2 separate regions of the Homo sapiens genome follow, and region 2 is linked to region 1. The links are chromatin loops, found by intact Hi-C in ENCODE. Cell type or tissue: testis. All regions are shown on one strand. Each heading gives the region's core, and the rest is flanking DNA. Links, peaks and the distances in the headings are about the cores only.

What was found. Hi-C counts contacts between places; a loop is a spot of excess contacts. Peaks named below come from ENCODE experiments on the same cell type or tissue, not always from the same donor. Only the 100,000 strongest peaks of a DNase experiment are listed, where the experiment ranks them.
Region 2: it touches region 1 in a loop (9-fold over the local background); 6 of 110 quality-filtered maps call a loop at or near these places.

The regions. Positions count from the first base shown.
Region 1 is chr2:3,304,782-3,316,390 of GRCh38, reverse strand. The region is part of intron 3 of EIPR1 (EARP complex and GARP complex interacting protein 1); the gene reads left to right. Among named protein-coding and RNA genes, the nearest start is that of EIPR1, 67 kb to the left of the region's middle. RefSeq lists a silencer at 9,561-9,731. In testis, for the core only: no CTCF peak of the experiment used is centred there; a DNase peak (open chromatin) is centred at 6,250; H3K27ac peaks cover 674 bases.
Region 2 is chr2:2,114,599-2,126,207 of GRCh38, reverse strand. All of the region lies in intron 3 of MYT1L (myelin transcription factor 1 like), which reads left to right. Among named protein-coding and RNA genes, the nearest start is that of MYT1L-AS1, 200 kb to the left of the region's middle. RefSeq lists a silencer at 5,210-5,299. In testis, for the core only: a CTCF peak has its summit at 5,225 (motif pointing left); a DNase peak (open chromatin) is centred at 5,227; H3K4me3 peaks cover 1,022 bases.

The sequences.
Region 1 (11,609 bases), core at 1,917-9,916:
GGTGTGCCACAGTGGCTTTGCAAAAACATGGTAAACAGATGGTGAGGAGATTGTTCCTCTGGGCAGGTGCTGCAGACTCCAAGATAAAAGCATGAGGGTAGAGGGGTCCTGGGTGTGGTGGAGGGGGTGGGAGTGGGGATGGTGGTGATGATGATAATGGTGGTGGCGATAACAGTGGTGGAATGGGGGTAGGGACTGGGATGGTGATGGTGGGAGTGGGTGTGGGGGTGGTGATGATGGTGGTGGTGATGGTGGTGGGGGTGTGTATGGGGATGGTGGTGAGGATGGTGGTGGGGGTGTGTATGGGGATGGTGGTGAGGATGGTGGTGGGGGTGTGTATGGGGATGGTGGTGATGGTGGTGGTAGGGGGTGTGGATGGGGATGGTGGTGATGGTGGTGGTAGGGGCTGTGGATGGGGATGGTGGTGATGGTGGTGGTAGGGGGTGTGGATGGGGATGGTGGTGATGGTGGTGGTAGGGGGTGTGGATGGGGATGGTGGTGATGGTGGTGGTAGGGGGTGTGGATGGGGATGGTGGTGATGGTGGTGGTAGGGGGTGTGTATGGGGATGGTGGTGAGGATGGTGGTAGGGGGTGTGTATGGGGATGGTGGTGATGGTGGTAGGGGGTGTGTATGGGGATGGTGGTGATGGTGGTGGTAGGGGGTGTGGATGGGGATGGTGGTGATGGTGGTGGTAGGGGGTGTGGATGGGGATGGTGGTGATGGTGGTGGTAGGGGGTGTGGATGGGGGATGGTGGTGATGGTGGTGGTAGGGGCTGTGGATGGGGATGGTGGTGATGGTGGTGGTAGGGGGTGTGGATGGGGATGGTGGTGATGGTGGTGGTAGGGGGTGTGGATGGGGATGGTGGTGATGGTGGTGGTAGGGGGTGTGGATGGGGATGGTGGTGATGGTGGTGGTAGGGGCTGTGGATGGGGATGGTGGTGATGGTGGTGGTAGGGGGTGTGGATGGGGATGGTGGTGATGGTGGTGGTAGGGGGTGTGGATGGGGATGGTGGTGATGGTGGTGGTAGGGGGTGTGGATGGGGATGGTGGTGATGGTGGTGGTAGGGGGTGTGTATGGGGATGGTGGTGAGGATGGTGGTAGGGGGTGTGTATGGGGATGGTGGTGATGGTGGTGGTAGGGGGTGTGTATGGGGATGGTGGTGATGGTGGTGGTAGGGGGTGTGGATGGGGATGGTGGTGATGGTGGTGGTAGGGGGTGGTGATGATGGTAGGCATGGGGGCGATGCTAGTGATGATGATGGTGGTGTGGACGGAGGTGGTGAAGACAGTGATATGGATGGCGGTGGTGATGACTGTGGTGGGGTACAGGTGTTGGGGGCGGGTGGCGGGTGATGGTGGGGACATGTGAGTAAGTGCAGCACGAGGGGATGCAGTTTGCCGGAGAGCAGCAGCAGAAGATGCTGTGTGGACACCGCCAGGGCAGGGCCTTGCCAGGGAGGCCTCAGGGTGACCAGCACTCTTGTTGCTGGTCCTGAGAGTGAGCGGCAGGTCACCAGGCAGAGCCCGTGGGGCACAACTCAGGCCTAGGTGAGAGCATCCGCAGGTGCATGCAGCTTGTTGGTCCAGTGCGGCTGAGGCAGGTCCTGGGGAGAGGCTAGCTGGAGGCTGGGGGAGAGAGCTTTCTGCAGGCAGTCAGAGGGGCATCGGAGCCTAGAACCAGAGGAGTCCCAGGATCAGGTGTGTCCTTCAGAAGGTCCCAGGGGGATTGGGAGGGGACACAAGAGAGGGACGGCAACAGGCTGGCCGGTGAGTGAGACCACCGAGGGCCCTGAGCCCAGCTCCTGCTCCTCTTCTGCCTGTCACAGAAATGCTTGTCACCCTGTGGTCTTGGAAAGATAGTCTTTACGAAGAAAAGCCAAGTACAGTGAAAATATGAAAATCCTCAACATACTGGTGAAATTTCAGGAAGACCAAAAAAGAGAGTATAGCCTTAAAAATAATAAATGTCCACCCATGATGGAGAATAAATGTAAAATGATGTGGCAAAGATTGATAAATTAGGACTGTGAAGCCTGCTGTATAATTGGGAACTGGCTTAGCTCGAGCAAGCCCTGGCCTCAGGAAAGGGGGCTGAGTGGCAGCTGGCATTAGCGGCAGCCGGAATCAATCTCCTGCCTCTGTACTTGGGAACGAGCGTCCCACGTTAGAACTGGGATGAATTTTTCAGCAGAGGAAGGTGAAATGTCAGGAAGACTGTAGATCACGCTGGCGCAGAGTCCTCGGGAAATTAGAGCCATGAAAAGCTGCCAGCGCGGCGCCCCAATGACATATGGCCAGCGTGTGTGCTCTGCATCCGCCGATGTTGCTCCCCGGGTGGTGCTCTCCGGGGAGCTAGCGTGAGAGGGGGGCTGGGTCAGCTAGTGCCACCCTCCCCGGGTCCCAGCGGCTCAGGGCCATTGACCCAGGCCCGCAGCTCGGGGACAGCCCCGGCTGCTGCTGTGACCCGCTGCTAATGAAGACCGGGGGGTGAGGGTCAGATGCACATAATGAGCCCTCTTGCCTCTGCCTTCCTCGCCCTCCCTGATCCGAATCCTGTTTTTTCCTTCATTTCTGCCCAGGCCCCAGCTTGGGCCTTGAGTTTCTCATGGGAACAAAGACAGTTTGACTCCTACAGTGACTTTTCTGAAACCCAGATCCAAACACTTACTGTGCATCTCAGAAGCTAGGGCGATAAAGCCCAGGCTCCTTACTATGCTCCTGACAGTGGGGAGAGCTGAAAATGGCTATAAATTTAGGCAGATGGGGATTTTCACCCTGGTCCCAGCATTTATTACCCCTGAGGCCTTCAGCAATTTGTGGACCTTCTCGAAGCCCGTTTATGTCCACATAAATGGGAATAATACTTGTGGGAGTCCAGCGAGTGTTCAGTGCCCATTCACCTGGAGGACTGGGCTCTGTGTCCTACTGTGAGCTGGCCCCAAGCCACCTTTTGACCTCGTCTCCTGCCATGCCTGTCCACAGTGCTCAGGTCTGTGCGCCTTGAACCCCCCCACCCACTTTTTTAACTCTCAGGCGGCATTTTGTGCTGCTCTCTCAGCCTTCGATCTTCTTCCTCCAGGTCTCTGCCTCTCAGAATCCATGTCCTCTCCCAGGGATCAGGTGATATCCAATTGGGTCCTCACTGCCTTTAACCCTCTCAGCACCCCTTTCACCTCACATGAGACTTTGTGTCTAAGGGGTGGGTGGCTGTCTGGCCCCCAGTGGGAAGAAGTGCAGCCCTCATCGCAGCTTTGGCACTGTGGACTCTGAGTTGGAGGCAGTCACCCAGCCTCATTGGGTCACTGGGTCTCCTTGAGGCTGATAGGTAATATACGTCCTGTACCTTTCTTGTAGATTTGTGTTGAAGCTGAGGTGCGAAGTGTGCATCGGAAGTAGGGTTGTCAGATAAAACACAGGATATCCTGTTAAACTTGAATTTCAGGTAAATAAGGAGTAGTTTTCAGTGTCAGTCAGTCCTGTGCCAAGTTTTTATTTCTCAATCTGGTGACCCTTATCAGTGGGTGTACCTCCATATGAGGCTTTGTTAGGTAGCATCCATTCCAGAATGAGGCCCACAGCGGTGGTCAGGCCATGACGTGCTCATGTCACAGACCAGCAGAGGCAGACAAAGCAACGTAACCATCAAGAACCTTCTCAAGCCTGGGGCACCAAAGATCTCGTTGAAGGGACCAGTGGAGGCTCTTCCCCACCCCGCCGTTATCCCCTGAGCACAGAGGCAGTGGCATCGTGGGTCCTTCTCCCTGCAAAGCTTTACCTGCAAAGCTAGGGATAAAACTTCAATTTTAAGAGACCAGAAACATGCTGACAATGATGAGCAGGTGCTGAGTGGTGGGAGGGAGCCTTGGGAGGACCATGGGAACCTGGAGATGGAATATTGGACAGGGTGTATTTTGGAGGCAGTGAGAGAAGTCCCATCATGGGGTCTGAAAAATGAACTTTGCCCCTCAGACGTGAGTCTCATCCCCACAGCAGGCACACAGAACCTTCCAGGGACTGTCTTTGCCAGGAAACTCAATTTTATGCCACAGCCGCCTAAAAAGCAGTGCAACCTTAGCCTCCGTTGACCAAGCTGTGGTCAGTGGGATGGCGGGTAAAACGTCAGAGCACACCCGGAATGCGGCCTCAGTGGCCATAGGCAGAGCAGACAGATGGGGACTGATGTGGCTGCAGGTCACTCCATGTGCAGAGTGATGGACAGATTCGGGGGGCAACTTGAGGAAATTTGGGAGCGTCCCGAGACTCATCTTCAGGCACTTCAGTTATCAGACAGAGGGGATAACTGTGTGTTGTGGCTCCAACACACAGTTATCTTGGGTCAATGAAAGCTATAGGGTGGAGGGTGTCATTTGTATGTCAGCACGAGAGTGACCGCCAGGTCCTTATGTGGTTCTGTGCGCTGTTCCAAAGAAGGCCAGGTCCAGGTTCCCGCAGGATTCAGCAGAGGCTGGGGACAACCCCGACACTGCACAGGGACCCCAGTGCCCCAAGACTGGAGCTTCATGCCCCAGGTGACTGGAGCTCCCCTCCCACCTCTGGTGCCCCAGAGTAGAGCCCCCCCGCCCAGCACCCCGCGAATGGAGCCCCCCACCACAGCATCCTGCGAGTGGAGCCCCCTGCACCCTGGGACTGGAGCTGCCGCCCACACCTCGTGACTGGAGGCCCCTGGCGCCCTGTGACTGGACCCCTAGCCCTGTACTCTGCAGACACCACCTCATGCCCTCCTGATTCTGAACGAGGGATGGTGGGTGAGACAGGAGTTAGTAGGGAGAATGTCTGGCCTGTCTTAAGCCTCAACATTTTTTGAACTAAATGAATAGAAGAAAAAGAAACTGTTGTAAGAGAATGCCACATGTTCTCAGATTTAAAATATGCCACTGCCTTCTATATGTTCTAAGTGTGAAAAAAGCAAGTCCTTGACCTTATGGGACTTGCTTGTAGCTGCCCCCTCACCCCCATAAAAATCATGCAGAATTACTTTCTAAAAATATTTTTTTTTAATGTGAAAAGAAATCATTTCTGGAATCTCAAAAGATACAAAACTACTAATTATTGTATATTTGAAAATCACATATTTCTAGGAAGAGATCATCTTGAGAGTGTGTAACAGGACCAAGGAGAAGAAAATTCTGTGGGCTTTTTCTGGTCTATCAAATAGTAAAGCTTAGAAGGTGGAGGCACTTGTGTTGATAGAGACCGTTCTACCTGTGCACATACTAGGCCTAAGTAAGTAGTAACCTTGTCTTTGCTTGCCAGTTTTCAAAGCACTCTTCAAGCTATTGCAATGTGATATTTCTGGTAATCGTCTGAGAGTGGGCATCTTCATATGCTCCATTTTTGTAAACAAGAAAATAGGAAGTTCAGAGACATTGGTTTGCTCGGGGTCTTGTACGTAAAATTTCAGAATCAAGTTTCAAGAAAAATTTATTTTTTACCCAGCAATTATTTCCCCTAACATATGGGAAACTGGGCTAATTTGTTTATTTGAAAAAAAAATTGATTGATTTGGGGGAATCATAAAATATTTATCAGTGTAACAAAGTTTAGTATATAAAATAATTTTAAATATTTGTATACCATTGAGACATAGCATACACAAGTACAACTGTACCCTGAAGATTCTTGCGTTAAATATAAATATAAGGCAGTCTTACTACAAAGTTTAGATAAGTTTTTAGTTTTAAATTATCAAGACTTTTTTTTTTTTTTTTTTTTTTTGAGACGGAGTCTGGCTCTGTCGCCCAGGCTGGAGTGCAGTGGCGGGATCTCGGCTCACTGCAAGCTCCGCCTCCCGGGTTCACGCCATTCTCCTGCCTCAGCCTCCCAAGTAGCTGGGACTACAGGCGCCCGCCACTACGCCCGGCTAATTTTTTGTATTTTTAGTAGAGACGGGGTTTCACCGTTTTAGCCAGGATGGTCTCAGTCTCCTGACCTTGTGATCCGCCCACCTCGGCCTCCCAAAGTGCTGGGATTACAGGCGTGAGCCACCGCGCCCGGCCAATTATCAAGACTTTTAAAAGCCTTTGAGAACTTACTGGTATTTCTTCTCTCCCTAAGAAAAATATTAAAAAGGAAGATTTTTATAATACCCTTAGTATCTATTTCCTGTTGTTTGGAAACCATTTGTCGTCTTCAGAACGGATAGCTATTTGCTGTAGTCAATCTTGGGTGACTGTGGAAACATTGTTTTCTGACCTTGGCGCTGAACCAAGCATGCACTCCTAATATATAAACAACTTTCCAGCTCCTTTTTCTCTAACAGAGTGTGGTGACCTTGCCGTGGGCACATAACCTCAGGGGCTGTTCTTGCTTGTGTGGGGTAGTGGCTGTGTTCTGGTGTCTGCAGTGGGGAGACGCGAATATTCCAGTTTGGAGCAGCGCAGGGAGCGTCCCTGCCCTGTGCGTACACGGGCACTGCCAGAGCCTGCACACCTGTGCGTACACAGGGGCGCTGCCAGAGCCTGCAGGGAGAATCCTACCCACACCACCGTCTCTTTCCTAACCCCCAGCTCTGCTGCCTCTCTCCCACATGATTACCTCCTTTGAACAGGTAGTAAGGGGGGTGTTAGAACAGAAGGAGGTGTGGACCGGTCTCTTCAACCTTCACTCCCATCGGGAAGCATCTGTCGTTTTGGGGTCTCAAGTCAGTGACCCTGGTCCTGGTCGAGCGCCGGCCATTTTCATGCCCTCCACTCCCACCTCCCTCGCCCACTGTTTTTCCTTTCCCGGGATGCTCTGGGTTTTGGGAGGTGGGATTTTTTGTAGACTGCATAGGCCGTATGGAGCTGGGTTGTGTGTTTATGTGCGTGTGTTTATTCCCTCTGCCAATCTCTGTCTTGTCATTGGTATACTGAGACTACTGACCTCTAAATTATTGATCTCTTAGGGCTTAACTCCGCCATGTTGTTATTTGTTTTCTGTTCTCTTTGTTTCTCATCGTTCTGTTTCTCTTTCACCTTCCTGAGTTATGTGAACGTTTTTTAATACTCCATTTTGATTTAGTTACAGTGTTTTTGAATATACAACTCTGTAGAGGTGCTTTGATGCTTGCTCTAGATATTACAATATACGTATGTCACTTACCAAACCCACAGTTATTGGCATTTTCCTACCTCGAGAGGAATAGAGGAGCCCCACTTCCATCGAGGCCATCTCTGCCCTCCCACTTTAAGAATATAATTGTCTTAAGTGTTTTCTCTCTGTACATTGACCATCAGATGTGGTGGTGTAATTTTTTCGCCAACCATCAAATATGGTTTAAGAAGCTCACGAGGAGAAAGATGTCTACTGTATTTACTGGTTTTTGCCCATTCGTTGTTCTTTTCTTTCAGAAGTTCTAAGCCTTTTTTCATTATAATTTCTTTCCGTTTGAAAAATTTTCTTTATCCATCCTTTGAGGGTAGGTCTGCTTGTGGCAAACTTCCTTAGTTTTCCTCCTTTTGAAAATATCTTTATTTCCCTTTCATTCCTAAGGATACTTGCAGTGAATATAAACTTCAAGGTTGACAATTCTTTGAAAAATGGAAATATTTGAAAAATATTGTTCTGCTTTGTTCTGGTCTCTGGTTTCGGGTGAGAACTTGGTGATCCAGTTTGAATGAAGAGCAGAGGCTGCTTTCAATTTTCGTTCTTGTCTTTAGTTTTCAGAAGTCTAATCGTGCCATGTCTTGGAATAGCTTTCTTGGGGTGTATGCTACTTGAGATTTTCTCAGGCTCTTGAATCTGTAGGCAACGTCCTTCACCAAATTCGAGGACTCTCTGTCCATTATTCCCACAAATGCTTTTCAACCTCACTTTCTCCTCTCTGGAGACTGAGGCCATCTGCTATTGTCCCGCATTCCTGAGGCTGTTCATTTTTTTTTCCGTCTATTTTCTCTCTGGTCTGGTGTTCAAATTGGACATTTCCTGTTGTTCTGTCTTTAAATGTTTTCTCTGCCATATTTATTGTGCTGCTATTGAACTCATCCATTTGGTTCTTTTTTATATCTTTCATCTCTTTGTTGAAATTTTCTGAGTTTTTCCCTTTATTTGTTTCAAGAGAAGAGTCCCTCATGGAAGCATCTTTATGGCGGCTGCTTTAAGATCATCCTGTCCATTGACTGTCTTTTCTCATTCAAATTTTGATTTCCTGGTTCATGGGAAACTCTGGGTCATATTTCAGTCACCCTGTTTAGGTTTGGGGACTGGGTCCTGGCCTTCTTCCACGGGCTGTGTTTCCAGTGGCAGCTGTCAGAGCCCCACAGTCTGTGCAAGTGGGCCTCATTCTCTGAGGCCTCCGTGGCCACACACGGCCGACAGCGTCGGCCAGCGCTGGAATGTTCTTCCTGGGGCTGGTGTGGCTCTGTTGTGTGTGGGAGACGCCGAGAGCATTCCCAGGCCTGTTCTTTTTTTAATTGATATAGCATAGAGGTACATATTTTGGAGGTACATGTGATATTTTGATACATGTATACAATGGGTCATGATCAAATAGGATCATTTGGGATAACCAAATGGCTAACATATCTTTCCTTTGTGTTGGGAACATTACAATTCTCTTCTGCTATTCTGAAATATACAGTAAAGTTTTGTTAACTCTAATTTTCCTACTATACTATCAAATACTAGAACTTATTCCTTCCATATAACTATGTTTATACCATTCACCAGCTTCTCTTCATCCCTGCCTCACTTCTTTTCCCAGCCTCTGGTAACGGGCAGTCTACTCTCTCCCTCCAGGAGAAGTGCGTTTTAGCTGGCACATGAGCGAGAGTGGGGATGCCGTCTTTCCGTGCCCGGGCTGCTCCTGAGGCTGTGCGCAGGTAGTGGGCAGGGCGGGGCTCTTGTTTCCTGGCTGCCTGGTGCTGCTCCTGCAGAAGTGGGGCTGCTGGTTCTATTGCACAGAGACAGTCTCCATAGGCCTGCTTTCTGGGGCCCCAGCATGGTAGGGCTCCTGCATGAACACTGTGCCACTGAGGAAGGGAGGCACCCACCCCAATGCCCTCTACCTCTGGCTTGGGGCCGGGAGACATTAGGGCAGGAGCCGCTGGGTCCGGGGAGACACTGGCAGGAGCTGCTGGGTGAGGGCTGGGAGGGGCTGTCTGGAGTTTTTGACACATATTGGAATTTGGGCTGGGCACAGTGGCTCACACCTGTAATCCCAGCACTTTGGGAGGCTGAGGTAGGCGGATCATTTGAGGTCAGGAGTTTGAGACCAGCCTGTCCAACATGGTAGAACCCCATCTCTACTAAAATACAAAAATTAGCAGGGTGTGGTGGCAGGCGCCTGTAATCCCATCTACTCAGGAGGCTGAGACAGGAGAATCACTTGAACCCAGGAGGGGGAGGTTGCAGTGAGCCCGGATCACGCCACTCCAGCCTGGGCAATAGAGCAAGACTCCCTCCAAAAAAATAAATAAATTAAAAAAAAAATAAAAAGATTGGAGTTTGAAACCGTATATTTATGTACATCCTAAATAGCAAATATAGGAAAAGGAGTTCTCTTTTTTGACTCTATAACTATACAGTACAGTTGACTTTGAACAACATGGGTTTGGACTGGGGGGGTCCACTTACGCATGGATTTTCTTCTGCCTCTGCTGCCCCTGAGGCAGCAAGACCAACACCTCCTCTTCCTCCTCCTCAGTCTGCTCAGTGTGAAGACGACAGGATGAAGAGCTTTATGATGATCCCACTTCCACTTAATGAATAGTCAATATATTTTCTCTTCCTTATGATCTTCCTAAAAATGTTTTCTTTTCTCTAGCTACTTAATTATAACAATATAGTCTGTAATACATTTGTCATACAAAATATGTTAATCTACTATTTATGTTAGTACAGCTTCTGGGCAACAGTGGGCTATTAGTAGTTAAGTTTTTGGGGAGCCAAAAGTTACACACAGATTTTTCAGTTGTGTTGGGGTTTGGTGCCCCTAAACTGTGTGTTGTTTATGGCCCAACCGTAATTTCATAAAGAAAACCAAACTTCTTATGACAAAAAGTAATATATGATATCACCAAAAACGAGTGACCAGGGAATAAGTTAAAGAATCTTAGATAATGAATTCTGCATAAAACACTAACCTGGGAAACAGAAGGGGGGAAAAGAGAACAAATCCAACCAAATATCCATAGAAACCCAGAATGTGGGAAAGGTGTGTACAGCGCTGTTCAGAGGAGCCAAGGGAAGGGGCGGGGCGGGACCCAGGCCACCGCTAGCATGACGAAATGATGACTTCGGGCCTCTGTCCCTCAGGCTGAATGCGTCTGCGCTGGGTGCCCATGCAGCTCACCCCAGTTTCGTTTTTGTGTCTGTCAATAAGTTCAGCACAGTATTGTTTGTAAAAGGCGTGGCTTTACATTGTAGTGGGCTCAGACCCAAGTGACTGCCTCGGAACTCAGTAGAAAGGGGGGAAGCAGCGATTTGAAATTTTCAGGTCATAGAATTGGCGTGATGATGGTAATATGTAACAAGGAGTCATCTTGTAGGAAAATACAGAATAAATAGGAAAGAAAGGAGAACAGAGCCTATGAACCGCCTGGGAGGAGGTGAGAATTTATCAGAAATGGATATGACAGACACTTAGAAGACTGTCTGGATATAGACATAAATGAAAGGGGTGAGTTGAAACTGTCAGATCACTTTCAGCCTGGCTGTGGGAGAGATTGTGGCGGTGTCGTCAATGGTGAGGGCCTTTCTGGAGGGCGGGCAGGTCCCCCTTTGTCTGTCTTTCCCCGTCTCCTGCACCTGCTCCTCCCCAGGGTTGTCAGGTCTGTGAAGGTGGCCCCAGTCCGTTACTCAATGGGGGCACAGGACAGGAGTGGAGGGCTGAACTGGACGGCAGTGGAGGGTTGAACTGGATGGGAGTGGAGGGTTGAACTGGACAGGAGTGGAGGGCTGAACTGACGGGAGTGGAGGGTTGAACTGGACGGGATTGGAGGGCTGAACAGGACGGGAGTGGAAGGTTGAACTAGATGGGATTGGAGGGTTGAACTGGACGGGAGTGGAGGGCTGAACTGATGGGACTGGAGGGCTGAACGGGATGGAAGTGGAGGGCTGAACTGGACGGGAGTGGAGGGTTGAACTGGACGGGACTGGAGGGCTGAACTGGACGGGAGTGGAGGGCTGAACTGTACGGGAGTGGAAGGTTGAACTGGACGGGATTGGAGGGCTGAACAGGACGGGAGTGGAAGGTTGAACTGGATGGGATTGGAGGGTTGAACTGGACGGGAGTGGAGGGCTGAACTGATGGGACTGGAGGGCTGAACTGGACGGGAGTGGAGGGCTGAACTGGTTGGGAGTGGAGGGTTGAACTGGACGGGAGTGGAGGGTTGAACTGGACGGGAGTGGAGGGTTGAACTGGACAGGAGTGGAGGGTTGAACTGGACGGGAGTGGAGGGTTGAACTGGACGGGAGTGGAGAGTTGAACTGGACGGGATTGGAGGGCTGAACTGGACGGGACTGGAGGGTTGAACTGGACGGGATTGGAGGGTTGAACTGGACGGGAATGGAGGGCTGAACTGGATGGCAGTGGAGGGCTGAACTGGACGGGACTGGAGGGCTGAACTGGACGGGAGTGGAGGGCTGAATTGGACGGGACTGGATGGC
Region 2 (11,609 bases), core at 1,770-9,769, 1.2 Mb after region 1:
GGGCTTAGAGCAGCTTGACCAGAAAGACATGTAAGCAACTTCCCTCCCAGGTAAACACAGGGACCCTGAAGCTGGTGGAACAGTTGGAGATCTGGGAAAGGGAAGAGAGCTCTTATCCCGCCCCTACTCTCCCCTTTCCAAATGCAAGGCCTGGAGCCTGGGTTAGCCATGGCCCACGAGGGGAATGTTGTGTCCACCATGATCTGGGTGATAATGAGAATGAAACAGTGTGCTCCACAGGAAAATGCTGTGAAGCTACACAGAAGCCGTCTGTTCTTACTTTTGATTCTTGCATTGCGGCATTGTTGCTAGAATGACTACATCTCTTGGTGTGTTTGAAAAGTTAATGGAAATACAGTTCTTCAATGGACTTACTTTATACTATTTAAAGTTATTTAGGTTGATGATATTAATGGTTTTAAGCATTTTCATTCTCTACTCTTTCCTTTCATTTTTTTTCCTATGGTCTTCTGCAACACAAAAGGGTACCATAAAAGAATGCCATTGCACTATACTCATAATGATTCTTTTCCAAAATTACAATATTTTGTATTATTTCTAATTACTCCCTAATTTGCCTTTTTTATTGAGCTTGGGTATTCAAGGACCATGTCTTCATACACCTGAGTGTGTAGGTTTTCATGCCCCACTCACGCATTCAACAAATATTTATTAAGGTTGATGTGCCTAACACCTAACCACAGCAATACACAGGTGAGCAGAATGTACCTGTTTCCTGCTTTGTGGAGCTTACAGTTTAGTAAAGGATACATACGGGAGTCAAATCATCATATTGTACATTTTTTCTAGAAATAATCTCCAGAAATTATTCATTGATGTGTAGCATTGTTAAAGGTTTTAAGTAGAATCAGAAATAGATCTTCAATAGCTCATCTTTGTGGCATAATAAAACTTGGATCCAGATGTGGGAAGGCAAGACAGGAGGCTGTGGCAAGTAGACCCCCACTCACTAAGGCCTGGACCACCCCAGCAGTGAGGGAGACTGGCAGGTGTGTGTGAGACACCAAGGTGTCGAACTGCCCCTGGGTAGTTTAGTAAAAGGGCAGAAGAGACAGGAAGGTAAAGAGAAAAGCAGGATGAGAGGCCCTGAGATTTTTATGTGATATTTTAGACTTCCTTCTGTGTTTCTCTAATGGTTATACATTGCTTATTCAGTTAAGAAAACCTCAACTAACTATGGATAAAGGTTTGCCTTTAATGTTTAAGTTCTATGGAAAGTCACTCACAAGGTAAGTGGTAAATTGTATTTGTTGAAAAAAATACGGGATGATGTGATGTGAAACCGTGGCTGGGAGAGGCCAGCACCGACCTGAGTCGGGGAGGCTTCTAGGCAGCCCCACCTGTGCCACAGGTGGACATGTCTGTGCCTCAGCAAAGTGTCTGGCCATACTTCAAACAACTTCAGCCTTTGTGTCGGGACCACCCCTTGTTCTCCAGAAAAGTCAACCTCTTTACATCTGTCTCTGCATTTATAATGGAAATAGTATCCTGGTATTCTTACCTCACATGGTCTTAAGAAAGAATCAATGAGATATAGCAGATAATCAAAGCTACTAAAATTCTAAAAATATGCAAATATAAAGAATAACTGGGCCAGGCAGGGTGGCTCACACCTGTAATCCCAGCACTTTGGGAGGCCGAGGCAGGTGCATTACCTGAGGTCAGAAGTTCGAGACCAGCCTGGGCAACATGGTGAAACCCCATCTCTACTAAAAATACCAAAATCAGCCAGGTGTGGTGGCACGTGCCTGTAATCCCAGCTACTCAGGAGGCTGAGGAAGGAGAATCACTTTAGCCCAGGAGGCAGAGGTTGCAGTGAGCTGAGGTTGCACCATTGCACTCCAGCCTGGGCAACAGAGCGAGACTCCATCTAAAAAAAAAAGAAAAAGAATAGCTTGTTTTTATTGTAATATTCGCCTATCCCTAATTGGCTTATGTGGTTGTATTTTCAAATTGTGTGTAAGACACACATCATATCCACATGTGAATTCTTCAGGGCCCTCTTCAGGCCAAAGAAACTGAGGAAGAAAATGCAGAACCCAAAAGCGAGTGGGTGGCTGGGAGTCCTCCAAGGGCATTTTGCAGTCTTAGGAAAAGTCTCTGTATTGTTGCCTACATCTGCGGTAACATTGGCCATACACTCTGTGGTTTCAACATCACAGATGATTGGCTTACAGCTTTGGAGGTCAGTATCTGAAGTGGGTCTGCAGGGCTGTGTTCCTGGAGGCTCCAAGAGAGGCTGTTCCCTGTACTTCCCAGTGTCCAGCGGCAGCCGCTTTCCAGGGCTCAGGGCCCCGCCACATGCTAATGTCTGCTTTCACCATCACGTCTACTTCTCTGACCCTCTTGCCTTCCTCTTTCCCTTACAGAGACCCTTGTGAGGACTGACACTGGGCCCTCCACTATCCAAGATCATCTTCCTGTATTAGTCTGTTCTTGCACTGAGATAATGAAATACCCGAGACTAAGTAATTTATAAAGAAAAGAGGGTTAATTGGCTCACAGTTCCACAGGCTGTACAGGAAGCATGGCTGAAGAGGCCTCAGGAAACTTACAGTCATGGCGGGAGGCAAAGGGGAATTAGGCACATCTTGTAAGGCCAGAGCAGGAGGAAGAGAGAAAAGGGAGAGTTGCCACACACTTTTAAACAACCAGGTCTTGCGAGAACTCAGTGTCGTGAGAACAGCAAGGGGAAAATGGGCCCCATGATCCAATTGCCTCCCAGCAGGCCCCTCCTCCAACACTTGGCATGACAATTGAACATGAGATTTGGGCGGGACACAGATCCAAACCATAGCACTTCCCATCTGCGGACTTTAACTTAATGACACTTGCAGAGTCTCCTGTGTCATGTAAGATACTCACATACTTTATCCCCAGGTTCTAGGGATTCGCTTTAGGGATTTCTTTTCTGGAAAGAAGAGCATTATTCCGCCTCCCACAGGCTCTAAGATGCTGAAACAGCCCCAAACAAATCAAATTCTTTAAATCCTAGGATTACAGAAAAACAGGGTAACCCAACATAGCCTGAGCCTTCAGAGTTTCATCCGGCAGTGATGCTGTGCCCAAAGAAATGGGTCAGATGATCCCCCACTGTGCCAGAATGTTGGGGAGGAAACACAAGGTCAGGCGAGCCAGCGTGCCCTGAAAACCCCTCAATCTCCTGGCTTCTCTCAGTTTGCATTCATTCCCTCACCCTGTGTGACTGCCCCCAAGCTCTCTCTCCTACTGTCCCTGTCTGCGCCTCCCCATAGAAATCCCTGTGTGGATCCAGTTCTGTCTTCTACTCATTGGTCTCTCTCTCTCTCTCTCTCACACACACACACACACACACACACACACACACACATTCCTATCCTCCCTCCCAGTTCCACAATTCTGTACAAAACACCAGGAACCAGCCTGGCAGAGACAGAACCCTCCACTGATGCGGAAGGACAGTAAGTTGTATGGCCAACCCAGCGTTCTCTGTGACAGAGAAGCGAAGAGGAACAACTTTAAACTCTTACACATTGGTAAATTTTGCCCATGGCCCAAGACTATACAACAATGTCCAAGTAATGGCTGTTAGCTTTAAATCGTCTATTTTGTTTGGAGGACTTGAGTTCTTTAAGAACTTGGACCCTGTACATGAATTACTTTGTATATGATAGCGTGTTACACATGTGTTATGTGCCTACGCCGGCCATTACAGGGAGGAAGGTGGGCTTTTTCCTACCCCTTCGTGTAGTCTAATGCCAGACACAGGCAGACATTCTGTGATGATGGTGGCTCTGATGCCCTGGGTGCTTCCGTGTTCCAGCCACTGCTCTGAGCACCTCGTATCCATCAGTGCATTCCACCTGCAGAGTCCCCATGAGAGTCCCCAGGAGAGAGGGGCTGCAGTGTTCCCATGACAGATGAGTAAACCGAGGTACAGAAAGGTCAAATACATCGTCCAAGATGGCACATACAGGAAGAAGTAGCACTCAGACTCCAAGCCAGACAGTCTGGAGCCGGTGCCCACACTCTTAAAGTGAGTGGGAGATACAGGCAGTTGACTGCACGGCATTGCTAGTCACATTGGATAGTGTGGGATCTCACCAGTGCCATAATCAGGTCCACGTGCACATCATCGCCAGATGACGGTGCCGCCCTGCTGACAGACGCACAGTTTAACAAGAGCGTAGGAAGACCTCACCTTCCCTGGTCAGGGGTGCGGGGAGCAGCAGTGCTTCCCTGCCATCGGGGCCGGCATCAGCCAAGCAACCCTTTCCTTCCCGGGTGGTCTCATGTGGCAGAAACAATCATTGATAGAGCAAGAAGGGACTGAGATCACAGGCGACCGCAGCCCCCTCCTGGGCTCCAGTAGCAAAGTGGGAGGACGAAGACTGCATTCATAATAGAGAATTCCTGAAAGCTTGAAAAAACGCGGTGGCTCACACCTGTAATCCTAGCACTTTGGGAGGCCGAGGTGGGCGGATCACGAGGTCAGCAGTTCGAAACCAGCCTGACCAACAAGGTGAAACCCCGTCTCTACCAAAAATACAAAAATTAGCTGGGTATGGTGGTGCGCACCTGTAATCCCAGCTACTCAGGAGGCTGAGGCGGGAGAATTGCTTGAACCCGGAAGGCGGAGGTTGCAGTGAGCCAAGATCACGCCACTGCACTCCAGCCTGGGTGACAGAGCGAAACAAACTCCATCTCAAAAAACAAAAAGCAACAAAGAAAGAGGTTGAGGGCGGTGGCTCATGCCTGTAATCCCAGCACCTTGGGTGGCCTAGGCGGGCGGATCACGATGTCAGGAGTCCAAGACCAGCCTGGCCAACATAGTGAAACCCCGTCTCTACTAAAAATACAAAGTTAGCTGGGCATGATGGTGGACACCTGTAATCCCAGCTACTCGGGAGGCTGAGGCAGGAGAATTGCTTGAACCCGGACCCGGGAGGTGGAGTTTGCAGTGAGCCGAGACCGCGCCGTTGCACTCCAGCCTGGGCTGCAAATTAGAAAATGTTTTCCTCGCCAATATGATTGAAGGAGAGCGAGTTTAAAAGACTTACAAGCACAATTATTTTTAACATGGAATCATGTTTAAAAGAGTTGCACTATAAAATGAAAATCCGGCAGTTCGATCCACGGGCTGGGGGGCACCTCCTTGACTTCCGCCGAGCAAGGGTCTGTGGGCGCTGGTTCCTCCGCGCCGGCCTCCCGGTGACCGCCATCGCCACCTGGTGGCCGTGGGTCTAACACACAGGTTCACTGGAAATGGACTTCGGGGGAGTCTGCAGGATTCCTGAGATTAAAACACCCACCACACAGTGCGCACTCAATGGGGACAGCTGGTAGGAATCTTCGGTGGTCGCTATGAGCGAGGTATTGCACGGTTCAGAGATGAGGATAATACACACACACGTGTGTGCAATGCGCACATTCGTATCCACAGTGCGGAGTGGGGAGCATGGGATCATCTTTCGTAATTTACAAACTGCTTTATAGGAACAAGTAATACCTTAAGAGTTACCTTAATTATAAATTTTTAGCTTCTCTTGTTTGAGTTTCACCAACAGCTTGATTTTTGTAAGAGCATGACTCCCCTTAGCTTCACATCCATCCCTCACAGTGTACCAGCGTACAGAGCCGGCCTTCAGGGCACAATAATTTAGGTTTAAAAGAGTGAGATGGAGAACAAGCCCTGTACTGACTTTACAATGATTTTTAAAAATAAAAATAAATAAAAAAGGCCTTAATAGGAAGCTTAATGTAGTGGAAAGAAGAGACAAGCAGAGAGGTAAGTACTATTTTTGAAACAGGTTAAGTTATAGTCATCACATTATGCATTTTACAAGCAGCACGTGACTTATGAGAAAACAGAGGCCCAGGCAGATGACGTTCATCCCCAGCTTTAAGGTGTACATGGCTGGCTTGTGATTTACCCTAAGCTGAGCTTGCAAGGGCAGCGACCACTCCCTCCCAGGGCTGTGAATGTAGACGCAAAGGAACCAGTGTCCATTCCTCATAGAAAACTCAGCTGATTGAGCTAATTTGACGATTAACACTATCATATTGTAGTGAGGCATGCCGGCGATCTAGACTAAAACTCTGTTACCATGGGGGGCAAAGAACGGCATCCTAACCCAGATTTTGTAACGAGCTGGGCAAATCTCCTAAGGTTGATCTCCATTTCCCTCATTTGTGAATGTTAGGTGTTTTCAGTCATCTAAGTCTCCTTTATTCTCTTAAACAGGCACACACCCTCACTCGCACACATACATATTTCTTTTCTCTGTCATATTTCCGCAAACCAAATTTCCTTGTAAGTGACGTAAGATAGCTATGATTAAAAAAAAATACTTTCACTTTACAGTTAGTATGTTTAAAAGGTAATGTATGTTAGTTTGGACATTTGAAATAATTTATAATTAGAAAGAGAATGCATACATACAGTTTTGTATACTTGAGTATTTCTAACACTATGAAATTAATATTATTGTGTCTTGTATTAATGCGAATCATGATGTTAACTCTTGTCACTAGCAAGGGAAGAATAAGTAAGGAACTGAGGTTAAACCTGGGCTGAGCTGCACTCAGGGATGTACCCTGAAATGCACAGCATGCTTCTCCTACTCCAGGTTTTAAGATGAATTTTTTCTTACGGAAAATGGAAAATGGAAATATGATCATTTAATTCTGAAAACTTGTTTTAGAATTCAAATACTTAATTCAGTAGTCTGCATTGAGATAAATTTTTAATATATTCATTACACAAAAACTGAATTTTATTTTCCCTTAATTACTTTTGGGTAATGACTCCCAAATAAGATGAGATATTTATGAGTTTTTACCTTAGACTACATTTTTCATAGATTACTATTTATTTACTGTAAGCATGAATTCTTAAGTGCCTATTTATGTAGGTAAAAGCACTCTGTAATTTTTAAAGCAATATATTATTACAAGTGTTATTTATTCCTAGCAAATTGCCTAACAGGTTGTCCTCTCACCATTTTTCTAATTTTTTTTGGCCAGGTCAAACATGTTTTCACACCTTTGAAAAATGTACGTGAAAATGTCCTGTTAGCGTGAAGCTGTGATTCAGAGGTAGCGTAAGGTTTCAGTGTAAATGCAAACCCAACCAGTAGCTAGAGATATTCTGTATCTTCAAATGTTTGTCTTAACCACATGGTTGAATATTTAACCTAATGAATATGGTGGCAGGAAAACTGGAAGCAACCATGCGCCCTGGCGCACGCTGTCATTTATACAGAGAGCTCTTAATTCCGTCACTGTTCTCCTAGGAGATGGCGCCTTATTCTATTTACCTCTCATTATGAAAATGTCAGTGTTCCAACCTTGATAAAACTATTGTTGAGAAAGTAGAATGTACTTGATGTTTTCTTGTGGTAGTTTAGTCTGGGAGGGAGGAAGTGGTATTTGATGGATAATTGTTAAATTTAGATTTTTAAAATTCCTTTTGTCATAATAATTCAAGTTTCACTGAAAAAAAATCCAAGCAAAATGACTGGAATTATTTAATATTGATTGGTAGTATCCAAGGCACTATCCTTAACAGAATTTGTTTTGTTGTCGATTTTAAAATTTGAGGAATTTTCAAATATTTTGACAAGCACAAGGCATAACCACATTTATAACCCTTCTATGTTTGTAACAGGCATCCTTGTAATTGATTTTATGGCTATGGGATATCTGAGTAGAGTTTCTCTGGGAATTTCTGGAATCACTGATTTTGATATCTCAACCTTAGTTATAGCCACATAATATTATTGGAGAAATCATTAATATCAGTGTTTATGCACCAATTATTTTGCTTAAGTTATCTTCAATTAGGACTTCAAGTAGAATAGGATTATCTCAGTTGTTTTATTGATTAATATACTTCAACTTATGCTTGAAAAATTTTAAGCAATTCTTCATATTAAATATCTAAGATGGTTTGGAGCACACCGCCTGGAGGAGCCTGTCAGTTTCCCACCTTCATTTGATTCCATCCTATTGTCTTAACTCTCCACTTGGCCTTTGTTTGACATAGATGTTCAAAAATTATTATTGAATATTATTGAATATAAAATATTATATATAAAAATATAAATAATATTCAATAATATAAAAATGTTATTGAATATAAATATAGAATAAAACCCTGACAACTAGCAAATATATCCATTATATAGTGTGGGCATGTGAGTATATGTGTGTTTTTGTACATATATAATATAATATTTTGTCATTCTATCAACTTTACACCCCAAACATAAGCATAAGAATCATGACATGCATTAAAAAAATGAGAAGCATTTGAAGATTTTCACTTTCCATGTTCCGCCTATTACCGACTCTGGCTCTGTCTCATTATTTTGGGGGTTGTCTCCAGTTTCTTCCTCTCTCAGCAGCTTCCTCATTGCTATCTAGTGGAGACGCAGCTCTTATTTCTAGTATGTTTCCTAATTTTTGTTAGTTTTTATTGTGATGATCCTACCCCAGTCATGGTTTTCTTATTCCGTTAAGTTAATATAATTAATGAACGTATTATGCTGTTTAGAATATAAGGATTAGGGAAACATTTGCATTCTAAAGGGAGTCCCTGTCACGTGTTGTTCATGGGTCTCACAACATGGATTGTGTTCTGCCCAATACCAGAGTGAGGGCTGCGTCTTGGCACAGATGCTTTTTGTATCCAGGCTTCCTTGGGAGTGACACACGTCTTCCATCATAGACCCTACACGGCGGTCCGCCTGCTGATCCAACGATGCCCACTGAAGTCCCGGTGATTCTGCAGAGACCCTCAGGATCCCTGAGGGTGGAGACGTCCAGGACAACATGCAGACGGAGTCCACAGATTCCTTCCTTCTCTACTGCAACACATTTTCTCTGGTTTATTTTTCACAAATCCTTACTACTGCATTTTATTCAACAAAAATCTTATTTTGAAGTCATGAGAAGATCCCACCTGTATTTTTTAAGATAACTGCTGTATTTATCTTGGATTAGAAGTGAAAGACATCAATGACGGGAAAACAAAATTGTTTCCGTGGCTCTGGCAAGAGACCCTGAGGGCTTACTGAAGGCAGGGGCAGAGGGAACGCAAGGGTGGGCAGCTGTGGGTGCTCTGCAGGGGGAGAGGTCCAGGAGCTGCTGCCATGTGGAAACCCACCCAAAACCCAGTGGCCTCCAGAAACCACTTGAGCTTCTTTCTCATAGCTCTCCCACTGCCCTCACTGGGTAGGTCCACTCACAGTTTTCATGTGGTTGGTGACAAATGCCAGATGTGTCTGGAGTCTTCTGACAACTGCTGGGCTGATGCCCAGGATGGCTCCAGTGCTCAGGTCTGGCCCCCGGGCCTTGAAGTGGAGCCAGGTGAGGGTTGGCTGCACCTCCCTCACTCCCTGCACAGCCTCTCCACGTGGGTGTCTTGGCTTCCTCCAAGCCTGGTGGTCCTAAGGTGGTCAATGGTCTTACATGGCCTGGCTTTCCCGGGGGCGGATCTTCCAAGAGACCTATATGGAATCTGAGAGGCATCTTCTAACCCAGTCCTGCAAGTCAGATGGCATCAATTGCACTGCATTGCGTTGATCAAAAGAGAGTCATAGGACGGGCAGAGATTCTGGAGAAGGCATGGCAGAAGGCCGTGCATATCACAAGGCATGGCTCACTGGGGACCCACTCTGGAGACAAGTTCCATGATGTGTAGATAAGCTAAATGTGGAAGGTGGAAGGAGGTTTGTTTGCTCATGATTCCAAGGTTTGCTAGCCTGAGAATTCAAGTCATCACTGTGATTGAGATCTCCTGGGAGCAAGGGCAGAGAATGGAGAAGAGAGGCAAGAATGCAGGTTGGGAAGAACATCTGTATTTGACGACTCAGCATGGTGCTCAGTGAAGGGAGTGAAATACAGACATTTTCTTCAAGAACGTAACATGGAATCAGGAGGCTTCTTTGTCACAGGAGACCCGTGAGCTTCCAGAAGGCAAACAAGGACAAAGGCATCTCCTCCGCAGCATTCCAGTCCCTGGATGGCCTTTTCTTCCTCGTGGTTTTGTGCCTAGCCCTCAGCATGGGCCTCATGAGGACAGAACGTGTTCATTGAACATCGAGTGGAACCATGGTCATTCGGGAATCAGGAATGTTGAGGCTCGTCCTGTTTTCGTCGACTGGACGTGGTGCATCCTACTTCTCAGCCTCAGCTTCCTCAACTGCACAGCAGGCTCGTCCTGTTTTCGTCGACTGGACGTGGTGCATCCTACTTCTCAGCCTCAGCTTCCTCAACTGCACAGCAGGCTCGTCCTGTTTTCATCGACTGGACGTGGTGCATCCTACTTCTCAGCCTCAGCTTCCTCAACTGCACAGCAGGCTCGTCCTGTTTTCGTCGACTGGACGTGGTGCATCCTACTTCTCAGCCTCAGCTTCCTCAACTGCACAGCACAGCTCTCCCGCTGTCCCCACCCCGACACTCCCGCGGGGGCCTTGCCTTGGCAGCGCCCTCCTAGTCTAGATGCCGCACAAGACCGAGCCACAGAAAGGCAGGGGCATCTCACTCACCAGTTTATTCAGCATGTCACCCAGGCCCTGGCACGTGCTAGACACACCACAAACATTTGGCAAAGTAAATGCCTTTGACCTTTTTAGTTTAAGTTTACACATTTGGCAAAAGTTGCATTCTGTTCATTGTCACTTCGCTTTCTAATGTTTCTTTTTCTATAAATAGAGTCAATACGGAAGCACGAGAACCTTCCTATGCCTGTCACTGTCTCATGGATTTATAAAAACGTGAGAGAACCCTTAATCCCTGTTGAAATTTTTATTGTGGGGGTTCTATAAATTCATTTATTCAAAAGCGAATCTATTTAACACCTACTATGTGCTCTCTGTATTAGGTGCTGGAGATATAGCAGGGGACAAACTGGTAAAAACACTGGCCTTGTGGCACTTACATCTGGTAGAGGCACTCACATGATAGCATTCGAAATGAACACACTTTACTGTATTTTACAAAGATTTCAATGCAAGGGAGGAAACTAAAGCAGATGGAGAGTGATCAACAGATCACCTGTCAGGAGGAGCAGGGAAAAGTGTTAACAGCCGGGTGGTGAGGGACTCACTGTGGGGAAGAGGAAGCACCGTGGCTGCATGGGGATGTGCGTGCCAGGCAGAGGGGAGATCCAGGGTAAAGCCCTGAACGCTCTGCTGTGTATGACGAACAGAAAACAGTCTGTGAGATGCTACGGAGGTAGGACTTTTGGACCTGGAATAGTGGGTGGATCTTCTGATTGAACAACACACAGCAAGGGGCTGGGCTTCCAGGCAGGCAGGACACTGAGTGAAAATCACTGTGATTTATGCACGTGATGACGGAAACCTGAAAAGCCCAGACTGAAGCAGCAGTTGAGCTGCATTTCAAAGATCTCTTCGACTCCTTGCGTTGTTTATGAAGATCCTGGGTCTGGCCACCTGTAGCATTGACTCATTGGCCAACTCTTGATTCATTCATCCACTCATCCATTCATTTGTTTGACAATCATTATTGGGTACCTCTTATATTTCAGAATGGGTATATCACAGTAAACTAAAATCATGGCTCCTGCTTTTAAAAAAGTA